Regions from separate parts of the Homo sapiens genome. Here region 2 is linked to region 1. A link is an interaction called in ENCODE POLR2A ChIA-PET data of the cell type or tissue named here. Cell type or tissue: OCI-LY7. All regions are shown on one strand.

What was found. ChIA-PET counts read pairs that join two places held together with the same protein. Peaks named below come from ENCODE experiments on the same cell type or tissue, not always from the same donor. Only the 100,000 strongest peaks of a DNase experiment are listed, where the experiment ranks them.
Region 2: POLR2A ChIA-PET joins it to region 1 with 11 read pairs; 15 of 35 experiments call an interaction of 5 or more read pairs at or near these places.

What each region holds. Positions count from the first base shown.
Region 1 is chr3:170,347,471-170,355,470 of GRCh38, reverse strand. No RefSeq gene overlaps it. Among named protein-coding and RNA genes, the nearest start is that of SKIL, 6.2 kb to the left of the region's middle. RefSeq lists an enhancer at 2,369-2,438. In OCI-LY7, no CTCF peak of the experiment used is centred here; DNase peaks (open chromatin) are centred at 4,350 and 4,770; H3K4me3 peaks cover 3,912 bases; H3K27ac peaks cover 5,701 bases.
Region 2 is chr3:170,167,692-170,175,691 of GRCh38, reverse strand. It overlaps PHC3 (polyhomeotic homolog 3), which reads left to right. Exons shown (of 15, transcript NM_024947.4): 3 at 2,980-3,135; 4 at 4,242-4,319. Among named protein-coding and RNA genes, the nearest start is that of PHC3, 10 kb to the left of the region's middle. In OCI-LY7, CTCF peaks have their summits at 6,381 and 6,634; no DNase peak of the experiment used is centred here; H3K4me3 peaks cover 815 bases; H3K27ac peaks cover 1,412 bases.

The DNA of each region.
Region 1 (8,000 bases):
CCTTATTGGTCAAAGTACAAAATGCATCAAATTAAAATCATTTTGTCCTTGAATTCCCAAACCTCAAAGGTACGCGTTTGAAAGCAAGTGAAACTGAACGGGGTCCATTTATACATAGATCTGAGGCAGATGGGGAGGCTCACAGGAAGGCACATTTTTGCAGGCCTACTTAAGGATTTTCAGAAGTTATCAGTAAAATTGATTGTATGTATCATACGACATTGAACACAAATGATAATGGTTCTTTATTCCAAATACAGAATTGCACAGACACAGAAAATGCAGGCCTTAGAAAAAATAAGCACTGCGAGGTAATGAATTTTGTAATTCCACAGGCTCATGGTCTTCATCAGTGTCGAAAAGTCAATTAAAGGATTGGTCAACAAATAGTTATGTAGTTATTAGGTGGATTTTGCATGACCTCCCACCTCACCTTCTTGGCTGCCAGCAGGAGTTGAGCAAGACCACCATGAGAGTGTGCTTGTCTGCGCATGAGAATTTCAAATGATTGGGGGTGGGGACTACCTATTGTTTCATCTTCTTCCATTAAATAGTACAGATACAAGATCCAAATTAACTGGTACTAGGTAGTCTAGAATGTCTTCTTCGTTAATTATGGCTGTCTGATAACAGAGACCAAGAATGGAGAGGTTACAAACTCGAAGGCCAGCTCTGTTCTGTGACCTGATAAATAGTTTGAGGCAAATGCTTTTCTTTTGTCTCCATTTACTGATCTGTTGATAATGACCCACTAATATTAATTACAAAGAAGATGGAAATGAGAAAGGATAGGGTAAGATGCAAAAATTCAACATAAATTATTTTTATTTTTATGAAGGAGGGGGAAGAAATTCAAATGTTAATTGAGCATGCAAACACTGGCTTGTGTTTGCATTTACACCTTCTGCTCTTTTCCAAAGAAAAGAAACCAGTTATGGTCTCTGATGGTCCTTCTGCCAAAGTCCTCCTTCCTTGAGCCTCGATTTAAAAAAATGTGTTTAAAAGGTTTTGTTTTGTTTGTTTAGCAGCAAGTCAAATGCTAGGAGGTCAGTTTCACAAAAGAATGTCAACCATTTCCTTTTCCATCTCATTTTTTTCCTGTAGCTTTTCGTTAATTTCTTTTTTTCGGAATTATGATCTTTAACTTTTTTTTTTCTTCTTTTGAGATGGAGTCTGGCTCTCTCACCCAGTCTGAAGTGCAGTGGTGCTAGCTCCCAAGTGGCTGGAACTACAGGCGCGCACCACCACGTCTGGCTCATTTTTTGTATTTTTGTAGAGAGGGGGTTTCACCATGTTGGCCAGGCTGGTCTCGAACTCCAGACCTCAGGTGATCTGCCCGACTTGGCCTCCCAAAGTGCTGGGATTACAAGCGTGAGCCACAGCACCCGGTCTGATCTATAACTTCTTCACAGCACTTTAATCATTTTCGTACCTGTCCTCTTCCCTTTACACTTTATTCCTCCATACTTGTTTTGTGTTACTGTTACTGCCAATGCACAGTATCTTCCCCTCGTTGAGTAGGGTTTCTCCTCTGGACTGCTTTCTCCTCTTATCTGCCAAGTCAGTACTGGATCTACAAGGTCCCTATTTCTACTTTTATACCTTATAGTAAGGTATAAAATAGGATGAAAACCACATGCTTAAAAACTATTAACCTCATCTCCCTGAATAGTGTCATGCAGCACTTCCTTTTATTTTTTTCCAGCTTTTTTTCCTTTCTTTTCTTTTTTAAATAAGATAGGGTCTAGCTATGTTGCCCAGGCTGGAATACAGTGGCTGTTCATAGATGTGATCATAGCATACTGCAGCCTTGAACTCCTGTACTCAAGCAATCCTCCCACTTCAGCCTCCTGAGTAGCTCAGACTATAGGTGCATGCCACCATGCCTAGCTGTTTTTTCAGGCTTTAACTTAGGCTCCATGCAACTGGAAGGAAAGAGAAAAAAACAAAAAGGAGTAGCCAGATATGGTAAAATAGAGAAAGATCATGTTAGAAATGTTTGAATTTTCAATATTTAATTTGCAAAAAATTCTAAAATCAATGTAATAGTCACATTAAGTGTATTTCATTATCAATTCTAGGAATTTCATAAGTGTTTAGAAAGTTAAGCAGTTTAATTTATTGCAAATCAGAAACTTTTTTCTCTGACGTTCTCCTGGAAAAAAAAAAATGGGAAGAACTATTATCTTGGCAACAGCTCTATGATATTGCCGAGCTATGATTTGCAAACCATAAATTGAGAGATGCTGAATTAGTAGTGCTAGACTCTACGTAGCTCAAAGTGCTTCACTTATTCTTATGAGATACATACAAGAAATCCCCTTTTTTTAACAAAAGGGAAGTTGAGACAGAGTTTAGGTCGCCTGCTAAACCACATTGCTCATCGGTGATAGAACAGACATTGAAACCAAATGGACTTGACCCACATCCACGGAGTTCCATTCGTTTTCTCAGTCTTCTTGTGCACATTCAAATAAGCTATAAGGACTGCTTCAAATTATTCAAAAAGAGCAAATATTAAAACTCACAGGTTGGGTACATTTATCACAACCCACAGTAATACTTATCCTTACTATGAGCAATGCTCTCTGATCATTCAATTTTATTCTGTTTCTTTGTATTTAAGTCCACTACTAATGCATTGTAATCTGCAGTTTAAGAAACAATGAATTAAATAACAATAATCAATGTTAACATTTATATAGTGTTTACTATTGCTAGGTTCTGTTCTAAGCACTTTACATATAATAATTCATTTAATCTTAATAACAACCATGTGAGGTAATGGCTATTATTGCCCCATTTTACAGATGAGGAAAAGCACAGAGTTATGCCCAAGATCACACAGCTAGATAAATCCTTTGCTTAGATTGTGAGAAAGGCTGTCTTTGATTTTTGAATCTGAGTTCTATGTAGGATCAATATGGAGGTAAAAAAAAATAGGATATCAAAGTTTATGTCATATGATTTGTGGGTCACTAAAGATTCTAACTCCTTCACTGCAATATGACATAGTGTTTGAAATCCCTAGAATAGCTGGGCGCAGTGGCTCATCCCTGTAATCCCAGCACTTTGGGAGGCCAAGGTGGGCAGATCACGAGGTCAAGAGATTGAGACCATCCTGGCCAACGTGGTGAAACCCGGTCTCTACTAAAAATACAAAAATTAGCTGGGAGTGGTGGCGTGAGCCTGTAGTCCCAGCTACTCGGGAGGCTGAGGCAAGAGAAGCACTTGAACCTGAGAAGCAGAGGTTTCAAAGAGCCGAGATCACACCAATGCACTCCAGCCTGGCGACAGAGTGACATTCCATCTCATAAAACAAACGAACAAACAAACAAAAAACTGAAAATGTGTTACTTGGAAGGGAGTAAGCATTATTATTATTATTATTAATCTCTAAACCTTATAACAGTGCTTCAAGGTAGGCAATATTATCCCCACTTATCAGATGGGAAAATTGATATTTTGAGTTTATCTGGAATCTTTGCTGGAGTTTGCTGTCAATATCAGATTAATTACTTATACTATAGAGTCCTATTTTGATGGAACACAACATAAAGCAACTTTGATTAGCAGAGGGTGTAGAAATCTTCAGAATGGGGCTGGGTGCAGTGGCTCATGCCCATAATCCCAACATTTTGGGAGGCCAAAGTGGGTGGACCATTTGAGGTCAGGAGTTCGAGAGCAGCCTGGCCAACATGGTGAAATCCCATCTCTACTAAAACACAAAAATTAGCCAGGCATGGTGGTGCATGCCTGTAATCCCAGCTACTTGGGAGGCTGAGGCAGGAGAATCACTTGAACCCAGGAGGCAAAGGCTGCAGTGAGCCAAGATCACGCCACTGCACTCCAGCCTGGGTGACAGAGAAAGACTCCATCTCAAAAAAATAAAAAATTAAGTAAAATAAAATAAAGAGATGATTGGGGTGTATTCATGGTATAGCTCAGGAGAGGGAAAGCTCAGGGGAAGGACTAAAGTAGGTAATTGGGAGCCACCAAATGGTAGAATGAGAATTGTAGTGGCCTCCCTGGGGTTGCCTGCCCAGCCCCCATTTCTTTTCCTGGCTTCTGCCCACCCTCCTGGACTACAAGGCCATAACAGCAGGGCTTCATGCAGCTATGATTGACCTTGCCCCCAGTCACAGACAGCTGGACCAGGAATAGACACCTGAGCCAAGTGAGGCCAATGATCACCTCCCAGAAGTGTTTGGAATGAGCACTGAAAGAGTCTAGTCTCAGCTTGGCTGGTGTACTGAATGGAGGAAACATAATCTCAGGAGCTATTGGCAGTCATACTTGCTTATTGTGGAGTAGAAAAGAAGTGTAAGCCAGTCTGCAGAGAGAAACTAAAATGAGGCAGATGCAAGAGAGGAGCAGATAGAGTGTTGATAAGACTCAAGTCTTAGATTCCAGTTTGTCCCAGAGGCTGAGCTGTGTTTCTGTCCTTGGATGCTCTCGCAACCTTTAAATGAATCCTCTTTTTTGGCTTAAGCTAGCCATCATGGGTTTCTGTTACTTGCAGCCAAAAGAGCCCTAACTAGGCCGAGCACAGTGGCTCATGCCTGTAATCCCAGCATTTTGGGAGGCCGAGGTGGGCAGATTACTTGAGGTCAGGAGTTCAAGACCAGCCTGGCCAATATGATGAAACCCCGTCTCTACTAAAAACATAAAGCATAAAACATAAACAAAACATAAAAAATGCCTCAGCCTCCCTAGTGGCTGAGATTACAGGCGTGTGCAACCACGCCTGGCTAATTTTTGTATTTTTAGTAAACCAACTTTACGATTTGCTTCCTGTCACAGAAGTAACTCTCTATTTTCAATGGTTAGAGGGCTGTGCTGTCCGATATGGTAACCACTAGCCACAGGTGGCTACTTAAATTTAATTAATTAAAATAAATATTTAAAAATTCAGTTTCTTAGGGTTTTTTCTTTTTCTTTTCTTTTTTCTCTTTTTTGTTTGTTTTTTGAGACAGGGTCTCACTCTGTCACCCAGGCTGGAGTGCAGTGGCGAGATCTTGGCTAACTGCAACCTCCGCCTCCCAGATTCAAGGAATTCTCCTGCCTCAGCCTCCTGAGTAGCTGGGACTATAGGTGCATGCCACCATGCCCAGCTAATTTTTGGTAATTTTTCACCATGTTGGTCAGGGTTGTCTCAAACTCCTGACCTCAAGTGATCCATCCGCCTCTGCCTTCCAAAGCGCTGGGATTACAAGCGTGAGCAAGGTGAAAATCAAAAGAAAACTGGAAGTGAGTACTGCAGAAACACTAGGGGACAACTGTGAAGTACCTGAACCAGTAATTGCAATCTATGTCCCTACCTCCCACTCTATGCAATAACTTGAGGAAAAAAAGGATATTAAGTTGGCTCTCTGAGAATTACCTGTAAAACAAACAAAACGAAAGAAACAAAAATGGGAAGGAAAGAAAGAGGAAAGGAAGCAGACAGAGGCAAAGTCACTTTAAAGAGAGAAAATGATTCTCTGTTCAGAGTAAAATTTGACTGGATGCATTAACAAATCAAAATAAATGTATCCTTCAAAAGGCATAATTCGTCAGCAGGGTTACAAAATTATCTCAGTTGTGGAGATTAAAGAATCAGCCTCAATGTATTCAGAAAGTAAATCAGGTGTTTACCTTCCCTTATTCTGAATTTTTTTTTTTTTTTTTGAGATGGAGTTTCGCTCTTGTTGCCCAGGCTGGAGCGCAAGGGCACAGTCTCGGCTCCCCGCAACCTCCACCTCCTGGGTTCAAGCAATTCTCCTGCCTCAGCCTCCCGAGTAGCTGGGATTACAGGGATGCACCACCACGCCTGGCTAATTTTGTATTTTTTTAGTAGAGATGGTTTTTCTCCATGTTGGTCAGGCTGGTCTCAAATTCCTGATGTCAGGTGATCCACCCACCTCAGCCTCCCAAAGTACTGGCATTACAGGTGTGAGCCACTGCACCCAGCTGATTTTTTACCCATGAAATAAGCTTGTGATTATAATGGGGCACTCAAACCATTTGCACCTGGAGTTCTGTGCCAGTGTAAATGCTCCAGTTCCTTTTCTAACTGTAAACCCATGTATGGCATGTTGGTTGTGTGCTTCCAATGCTGTACGTTTAGTTAAGATGAGTCTGCTCATCACAGACCAGATCAATCTTGTTTGTTGACAAAATCGGGTATCTGAACCTTCAAGGCAAAGAGCCAGGTTCTAATTAACCCAGATAACCTTGGTCTGGCCAGGTCTCTGGCAGACAGCAAGATGACCTCCCTACCAACTCCCTGACCTGTTCCAGGAACATATCTTCAAAATATTATTTTCTAAGTAGGATCAGGAGAAACTGTGGAGATCCTTAATGGATTCTGCCATGGCCTAATAAGAACAGAGAACCAGAGGGGTTAGATACGGAAGACTATGAGACAGATGGGTTAATCTAAAGGATGATAGCAGGAAAATGAGAGGGCCAGCAGCATTCTTACCTAGGAAGTACTACTGGGCACTTCAGAATTGAATATCCCCATAAGAAAGTTGTTTGATGAGACCCAGAACTGACTTACTGAAATGAAGAGTAGCACAACCAGTGTTTTTAAATAGGAAACTTTTCATCTTGACTTCTCCTTTTTTTTTTTTTTTTTTTTTTTTTTTTGAGACAGAGTCTTGCTCTATCGTTCAGGCTGGAGTGCAGTGGCGCGATCTTGGCTTACTGCAACCTCCAACTCTCAGATTCAAGAGATTCTCCCACCTCAGCCTCCCAAGTAGCTGGGACTACAGGCACATGCCATCACGCCCGGCTAATTTTTTGTATATTTAGTAGAGACGGGGTTTCACCATGTTAGCCAGGATGGCCTCAATCTCCTGACCTAGTGATCTGCCCACCTCAGCCTCCCAAAGTGCTAGGATTACAGGTGTAAGCCACCGTGCCCAGCCTCATGTTGACTTCTTACTACCCAAAAAGTACCCATCAAAGCACCAGAGCAATTTTTCTGAAAGTGGGATTTGCCAAGTGCCTGCACCAGAATCATCTAAGGAGCCTGTTAAAAATATGGGTTCTTGGGCCCTAGAACTACCAAATTAGAATATTAGGGATCAGAATGCAGGAATCTTCCTCCTTTAACCCTTTTTTTTTTTTTGAGACAGTTTCACTCCATCACACAGGCTGTAATGCAATGGCTCGATCTTGGCTCACTGCAACCTCCACCTCCTAGGTACTAGCAATTCTTCTGCCTCAGCCTCCCAAGTAGTTGGAATTGTAGACGCGCACCACCATGGCTGGCTAATTTTTGTATTTTTAGTAGAGACGGGGTTTCGCCATGTTGGCCAAGCTGGTCTTGAACTCCTGACTTCAGGGTGACCCGCCCACCTCCGCCTCCCAAAGTGCTGGGATTACAGGCCTGAGCCACTGTGCCCGGCTTTCTTCCTTTAATCTCTATTAAGCAAGCTCCCAAGTGCTTCTCTGTCCTCTCAAGTTTAAGATGCTCTATACCAAGTGAAGGGAAGTATACAGAAAAAGTAGAGGGAACAGTTCCCCTACCCAAAGGGTGACCAAGGGACAATGGTGGCAGCAGGGTCACTCAGATTGGCCACTCAGGCAGGCAGGACAAAAGTGTAATGCAGACTTTCCTAAGAGAAGGAACAGGCCCGACTGTCCAAGATAGGCCCGCTGCTCCACCACCTTGAAAGTAGTTTTTTAAATGCTCTTTAGCAAAATTGGCATAATTAAGTAAAAGGAGCACTCTGGAATTCTCTCTCTGTTTCTCTCTCTCTCTCTCTCTCTCTCTGGGCAACATGGCAAGACCCCGTCTCTACTAAAAATACAAAAAAATAGCCTAGCATAGTGCTGCACACCTGTGGTCCCAGCTACTCAGAGGCTGAGGTGGGAGGATTGCCTGAGCCTGGGAGACAGAGGTTGCAATGGTCCAAGATGGCACCACTGCACTCCAGCCTGGGTGACAGAGCAAGACCCTATCTCAAAAAAAAAAAAAAAAAGAAAAGAAAAGAAGAAAAAGAAAAAAA
Region 2 (8,000 bases), 180 kb after region 1:
CGGCCTCCCAAAGTGCTGGGATTATAGGCGTGAGCCACTGCGCCTGGCCCCCCCCTTTTTTTTTTTTTCTTCTCTCCCTCTGTGTTGCCTAGGCTGGAGTCCAGTGGCATGATCACAACTCACGACCCCCTGGGCTCAAGTGCTCCTCCTGCTTCAGCCTCCTGAGTAGTTGAGACTACAGGCACATGTGACTATGCTTGGCTAATTTTTTTATTTTGTAGAGACAGGATCTCACTATGTCGCCCAGGCTAGTCTTGACCTTCTGGCTTTAAGCTCTCCTCCTGCCTTAGCCTCCCAAAGTGCTGGGATGAGCCACCACGCCTGACTGATAATGTGATCGCTTAATATACCATTTTGTCCTCTAGTTTTCAATTAAGCTGCATAGATTAATAAAAAATTAATAGAAAGATATGTAGATGTAGATATATCTCATAAATAGCACTGACTCTGTTTCTTATGAGACCATAGAATTGCTTCTCCCAAAATGAAATCAAATCAATATTTATTGAACTACCTAAGTAATTCTTTAATCTTCCAGCTTGCTTTTTCTGTCCTGGGAATTCTCTTCACCCTCCTTGGGTGAATAAGAATTTATAATAAATAAGAACAATTTGCTGTATCTATAACTTGTATTTACTCATTGCTGTGAGTAATTGAATAGTAGTGAAAGACTGTGCTGACAACAGAAAAAATGAGTATACTCTGACAAAAGTATGTGTCAAATAGATTGTTATTTCAGTTTGATTTTAGAATTTTTTTCCGTATACAGTCCAGTGCTTTTAGAATTTTGTTATGGAATTAGAAGAACAAATAGAGATTGATCTGACTAAAAAAGGTATATTGTTATAATTCTGAATCACTTAATGCTGGCCTATAGTCCCCTGCAGGTAGAGGTCAAAAGCTCCCATTGATTTTGTGACAGAAATTTGTATCAGGCATAGTAGTCTATAGTTGGAGAGGTGAGATATTAACACATGAAAATAAACAATAACACACAGAAATATGCTGTCTTGAAGTTTAGATAAAAGGATTCATGGCATTATGGCTCAAGATGTCCTGAGAGACCCTCAAGCTATAGGATTATGGCACTATTACTCCCTTAGCTCTTTGAAAACTCTGGTTTGATGCTGCGATTAGGGTTCTGTGCTGTTTCAGAGTCACAGTGAGCACAATGTGACTTTCGGATTTGGTTGTATAGGATTGACTTATTCTGACTTAACCTTTTGGAGAAATGTAAGAATTTTCTCTGATTTTAGTAGAGTACTTGACTTTTCTATATTTATTTATGAAGTTTCAGGCTCAGATTTTACATTTTACTAACAAATATTCACAGTAATTAACACTTTTTAAGGAATTAAGTAAGAATAGTTTTATTCAATGTTGAAGCAAAACAAGGTATTTGACATTTAAAAATTTTTTAAATTATTGAGTAATTTTCTAAAGAAGAAATAGCTTTATAATTTTATTTTTTATTTTTATTTTATTATTATTATTTTTTTGAGATGGGGTCTTGCTCTGTCGTCTAGGCTGGAGTGCAGTGGCATGATCTCTGGTCACTGCAGCCTCCACCTCCTGGGTTCAAGCAGTTCTCCCACCTGAGCCTCCTGAGTATCTGGGATTACAGGTGCATGCCACCATGCCTGGCCAAGTTTTGTATTTTTAGTAGAGACAGGGTTTCACTATGTTGGCCAGGCTAGTCTTGAACTCCTGACCTCAGGTGACCTGCCTGCCTTGGCCTCCCAAAGTGGTGGGATCACAGGCATGAGCCAACCTGCCCAGCTGCTTTGTAATTTTATATGATTATTAATAATACCTGCTCATTGTAAGATTTTCAGACATCTATAGAAGAGTATGAAGTAGAAGCTAAAAATCACCTCTAATCTAGCTACCCATCAGTGGTCTTTGAAAGTTTTCCTGTGGATTCTTTCAAATATTTTAATATAAAAATGGTATCTTACTCTATATACTATTTTGTAACCCACTGATTTTCTTTTTGTTAGTAAATATAGATCGGTATCAGCAATGTACACTATAGTGGCCAGTAGTTACTTGTGGCTGTTTACATTAAAATTAAAATTAATTAAAATTCAATTTAAAATTAACTCAATTCTTTAGTTGCACTAACCACATTTTAAGTGCTCAGTAGGCACATGTGACTAGTTGTTACTGTATAGGACAGCACTGATCTACATTACTATTTGTTATGGTTGCATGGTAAAGGTATTTCTCTCCACACCCAAGCCCTGAATTCTACGAAGTTTTATCCAAAAAGGTTATGCCAACTTGAATTTTTACTAGCAATATGGGAGTATTGGTTTCCCCAGGTAGTAGTAGTATTCTTTTAAATCTTTATCCATCTGAAAGTTGGAAAACAGTATCTTGTTTTAATTTGTAAGTTTTTGACTACTGGTGAGATTGAAAATCTTTTGAAATGCTTAGTTGGCCTGGCCTGTCTTTTGCGAATTGTCCACTGGGTTTTGTTTTGTTTTTTTTTTTTTGAGATGGGAGTCTTGCTGTGTCGCCCAGGCTGGAGTGCAGTGGCATGATCTTGGCTCAACTGCAGCCTTCACCTCACAGGTTCAAGCGATTCTCCTGCCTCAGCCTCCCGAGTAGCTGGGGCTACAGGCATGTGCCACCATGCCTGGCTAATTTTTTGTGTTTTTAGTAGAGACGGGGTTTCACCATGTTAGCCAGGATGGTCTTGATCTCCTGACCTTGTGATCCGCCCACCTCGGCCTCCCAAAGTGCTGGAATTAACAGGCGTGAGCCACCGTGCCCGGCCCACTGGGTAGTTTTAATGTGTACAAGTTAGTGATTTCTAGTGATATGTAACTAGGAAAGAAATAATGTTAATAAGCTTGATGATATTATGTATTAAAGCAGTGAAATTTTAAACTGCCACTTTTTTATACTTTGATTTTCTGATTAAGATAAAGGTTGAGATTATGGTTTGACATTGGTTCAATTGACTTATCACAGGTAATTCAACAGGCATTGCATCGGCCCCCCAGCTCAGCTGCTCAGTACCTTCAGCAAATGTATGCAGCCCAACAACAGCACTTGATGCTGCATACTGCAGCTCTTCAGCAGCAGCATTTAAGCAGCTCCCAGCTTCAGAGCCTTGCTGCTGTTCAGGTAAGACTAAAATAAGAGTTTATGAGATCAAAGTTTCTGTTATCTGTAGGTAGTTACTGAAAATAAATAGATTGGGTATTATTTCAGAGTTCTCAGATGTCCTGTGGTTATTTTTCCCGGAGGAAATATATTAATAGGTTGCCGAATAGAAGTTAATTGAGAAAAAGGGGATATGTTTTTTTATGTTACTCTGTTTCTAGCTTTTGTCTCAGTGCTTTTTATCCAGATTGAAGAAATGCTATGCTAGTTTATGTGTATAAAGTTCTAGGTACAACAGTGAGTACTTAGGCTTACATAAATTGTATTTTTACTAAAAATAAGATTAAAAAAATTATATAAGTAATTATACTCATTAAAAAATCAAACAATATTAAGTTGTTTATAAGAGATAAAGTAAAGCTGTTCCTTTTCCCTGTCTATCACTGTTTCCCGTTCTTCAAAGGTGGCCACAGTAACAATCTAATACATATTTCTCCAGAAATTTTTTATACAAAGATAGGTATATCCATTTTTCTAAAATCCAATCATATTATTCCTACTGATAACAGGATTTCATTATTAAATGCTTGTTTTTAAAAAAGATTTTTGTTACTATTGTACTATTTAAATAAAGCTGTGTAAGATTTAATCTTAAATCCCCTCACCAGAGGAGGATCTCAATTGACTGAACCTGAAAAAGGTTTATTTCTGTTACCAACAGATTCTCAGCTGTTGCTTCTTAGTAGTGTAATTTTTAAATAACATGTTTGTGATACAAGTTAGGAAACTGAAACCCACTCACTGGCTCTTGCTGTAGCTCTAATTTCTTTTTCATAACTCTGGAGTAGTGATTCCACTTTAAAGATGACAGAGACCCATAAAGTGAAACTGACAATAAAGTAGCTAATAAAATAAGATTAGTCTTTGGATCCCCTGTTTTCACCATTCAGCTTTTCCTTATTTAAAAAATCTGTTTAACCGAAGCTTAAGCCATGTTGACTATAAAATTAGTTGTTTCATACATAGGCCTTTTGACATTTATTGTTGTGGTTTTGTGTTATCATGGTACCAGAAAGTTCTTAACTTCAGGTTTTTACCGACATATTCTAAAAGTCTTACTATTTTAGGCAAGTTTGTCCAGTGGAAGACCATCTACATCTCCCACAGGAAGTGTCACACAGCAGTCAAGTATGTCCCAAACGTCTGTAAGTTCCCTAAATTTTTTTTTCCTGGATTTAAAATTTTAAAGAATTGTTTTCCAAAAGTAAACTGTTGTTATTTATGAAGCTGTTATTATAATTTGTTGCATGCTGTTTAAAGTAACAATTGCCCAGAAATAGAAATGATAAAATTCAAGAATTCAGAACTAATGTTAAACTTATGAAAATCTGAGTCTTAAAAAAATCTTTTTGTATTATTTCTTGTATATCCATTTGCACTGATCATGTTCAGATCTTATGTGGTTTCAGCTTTCTGTGTGTATTGAAAGCCTAAAATATACAATGCAGGGATATTGGCCATGAATTTACTGTGATATACAATAGTATGTCATGTCCTTGGTAGACATCTAAGCATTTCTAACTTTGTGCAATTCACATTTTAGAAATTATACTTTCAGCTTACATGAGTTATTTGGGTTCAATTTGCAAGTATCCATTCAAGATAGGGTAATTTATTTTGAGAAAGGAGTAAAAGAAAGCTGATTCGCTATATTGCACATATATATTGGGAAATTGTGCCAAGTTTCCCAGGTAAAATAAATTTATGGGCATGGTAATACTTGTTTAGCTTTTAATTTTGGTATAATTTTAAACTGCAATAATAATAAAAAAATTTCTGTATCTACTCTACTCAGATTAATCAATTATTGCATATTGCCCCATTACTTTATCATTCATTCTTTTCCACTACATGTATACATATTTTTTTCTGAGTCATTTGTAAGTTGAGATATGTTCCTTTATTCCTAAATACTTTGATGTGTATTTCCTAAGAACAAGGCTATTGTTTTTTGAAGCCACAGAAAAATTACTAAATTCAGGAAATATAACATTGATACAGTGCAGTTCATTTTCACATTTCATCATTTGTCTCAGGTTTCCCAACCTCATCACTATGGACATTATGAGCCAGATAATTCTTTGTTGTCAGGGGCTATCGTGTAATTTATAGGATGTTTAGCAGCATCCCTGGCTACTAGATGCCGGCAGCTTGTGGTCTTTCTCCTTCCTCTAGTGTGACAACTATAGGTGTTTCCTGGTGGGGGGCAAACTGCCTGTAGTTGAGAACCTAATAATGTCCTTTCTAGATATTTTTTCCTGGTCCAGAATGGTAATACTTTGATACTTCATAAAATTGGCTCCAATACAATATAGTTTGTAGGTTGTTAAGGAATTGAAGGTTAAGGAATTGTGCTCTATTTCTTCAGCTAAGGGTATGGTCTTTGCTAACTACATGCTGTGGTCAGCATATAGCTGTGGTTTTTTTTGTTGTTTGGTTTTTTTTTCTGGCTGTTGATCTGACTTTTTTTTTTTGGCGTGGGAATGTCCTGGAGTGTGAACAAGATTAGTTTAAAAAGTTCCCTATGACTTGAAGATGTTAGATTAAATGAAAAACTTAAATAATGTAACCTAGCTCTTAAGCATTAATACTGGAGTTTTTGTCATTGACATCAGATGTCTTTAATACAATGGTAATTAAGGAAAGGAGTGGTAAATATTTTGTGGGCTACTGAAGGAAATTATATAGACAAATTCTTTATTCTGTGAAATACTGGAATAACAATAGGATGTATTTGTATAGATATGTTATTTTGAATTTTTTTCCTTCATGTTATTAAAAGGTATCTTTTTAAACTGTCTTTCATTATGGCTTTATGTATGTGACATTCACAGAAGTTAGAATTCTAGTGATTGTGCTTATATATATGACATTGTTAATGTTACTTGTCATAAACCAGCAGCATTATACCATGAAGTATGCCAAAAGCTGTAAATGGCTGGTGGGGGAAGATAAGTAAGTAGGAAGAACAGATTCCCAGTAAAATAAAGGAATAATACATTACATTTGCTTTATTTACTATCCGTTGTGAGCTTCTGCTCAAGTAATTTGACTAGCAGTAAAAATTACAATGCCCAAGGTAACTTAGTAAATTTAGGTCAATATCCAAAAACGGGGGGGAGCATGGTAACAGATCTCTTAAGTAGTGATGATAATGAGCCATCAGGTAACAGACTAGTAGTTTTCAGAGTTTTGATTATTTTGAGTTAGGTTTCCAGATAACAGTGAAGCCGTGGGAAAGGGTCCATTCTCCAGAAGAAAAAACAGCTGTCAGGTAACCAGCTAGGTAGTTGGGGCTTAGAGTAGGAGTGGGATCCCAATGGGGAAATGGAATATTATTTTAAAAATCAAGTCCAAAGTCCAGTCATACCACCTGGGGGAACTGTGTACCTACTGATTGATTATTCCTAATATGAAAACCCGAAATGCTCTAAAATCTGAAATTTTTGCACACCAACATGACATTCAAAGGAGGAGTGTTCATTGGAACATTTTGGATTTTGGATTTTTAGATTTGGCATGCTAAACCAGTTTGTATCTTTCCAAAATCTGAAAAAAAAAAAAAAATCCGAAACACTTCTGGTCGCAAGGATTTCATATAACAGATACTCCATCTATATGTGGTTTGGAGAGTAGACTTGTTAATTGAATGTATAGGTAACGAGTGGGTACCTGCATTCTTTTCTTTTCTCTAATTAGAATCATGACTAATTCTACACTATTGTCAGTAGTGGAGTGGTGATTTTTTTTTTTTTTTTTTTTTTGAGACGGAGTCTCGCTCTGTCTCCCAGGCTGGAGTGCAGTGGCGTGATCTCGGCTCACCGCAAGCTCCGCCTCCCGAGTTCACGCCATTCTCCTGCATCAGCCTCCTGAGTAGCTGGGACTACAGGCGCCCGCCACCGCACCCTGCTAATTTTTTAGAGATGGGATTTCACCGTCTTAGCCATGATGGTCTCAATCTCTTGACCTTGTGATCCACCTGCCTCGGCCTCCCAAAGTGCTGGGATTACAGGCGTGAGCCACCGTGCCCGGCCGTGGAGTGGTGATTTTATGATTGTTTGGCTCTAAAACTAATTCGGACTGAGCCTTTAGGTTTATGTCTTTAGTATTTCAACTTAAATGGAGCAAAGATCTAGTTAAATTTTAAAATGGAAGTTAAACCAACTAAAAATTCTACTTCTGCCAAAAAACGGCATAAGCAAAGTGAAAACAGCAAAATGGGAGAAAATATGTTTGCATAAATGGGTAATATTTCTTTTCCTTTTTTACTTTAATTTTTTTTTCAAAAGGGAAGACAGGGAGAATTTTAGCCTTCCTTTCCCTTTCCCTTTGACTTTGCCTTTCCATTCCCTTTCCTTTCCTTTGACAGAGTCTTCCTCTGAGGCTGGAGTGCAGTGGCACGATCATAACTCACTACCGCCTCAATCTCCCAGGCTCAAGTGATCCTCCTACCTCAGACTGCTGAGTAGCTGGGACTACAGGCGCACACCACTATGCCTGGCTCATTTTTAAAATTTTTATTAGAGTTGAGGTCTCGCTGTGTTCCCCAGGCAGACTGGTCTCGAACTCCTGAGCTCAAGTGATCCTCCAACCACAGGTCACAAAGTGCTGGGATTATGTGGTATAGGCATGAGCCACTACACCTGGCTGATAATATTTCTAACATACTGAAGACTCATATTAGTAAGATAAACAGTGAGAATTCACAGAAGTTCTCAGTTGGTAATTTTTAAAAGAAAGACTTTTTTTTTTTTTTTTGAGATGAAGCCTTGCTCTGTCGCCCAGGCTGGAGTGCAGTGGTGTGATCTTGGCTCATTGCAACCTCC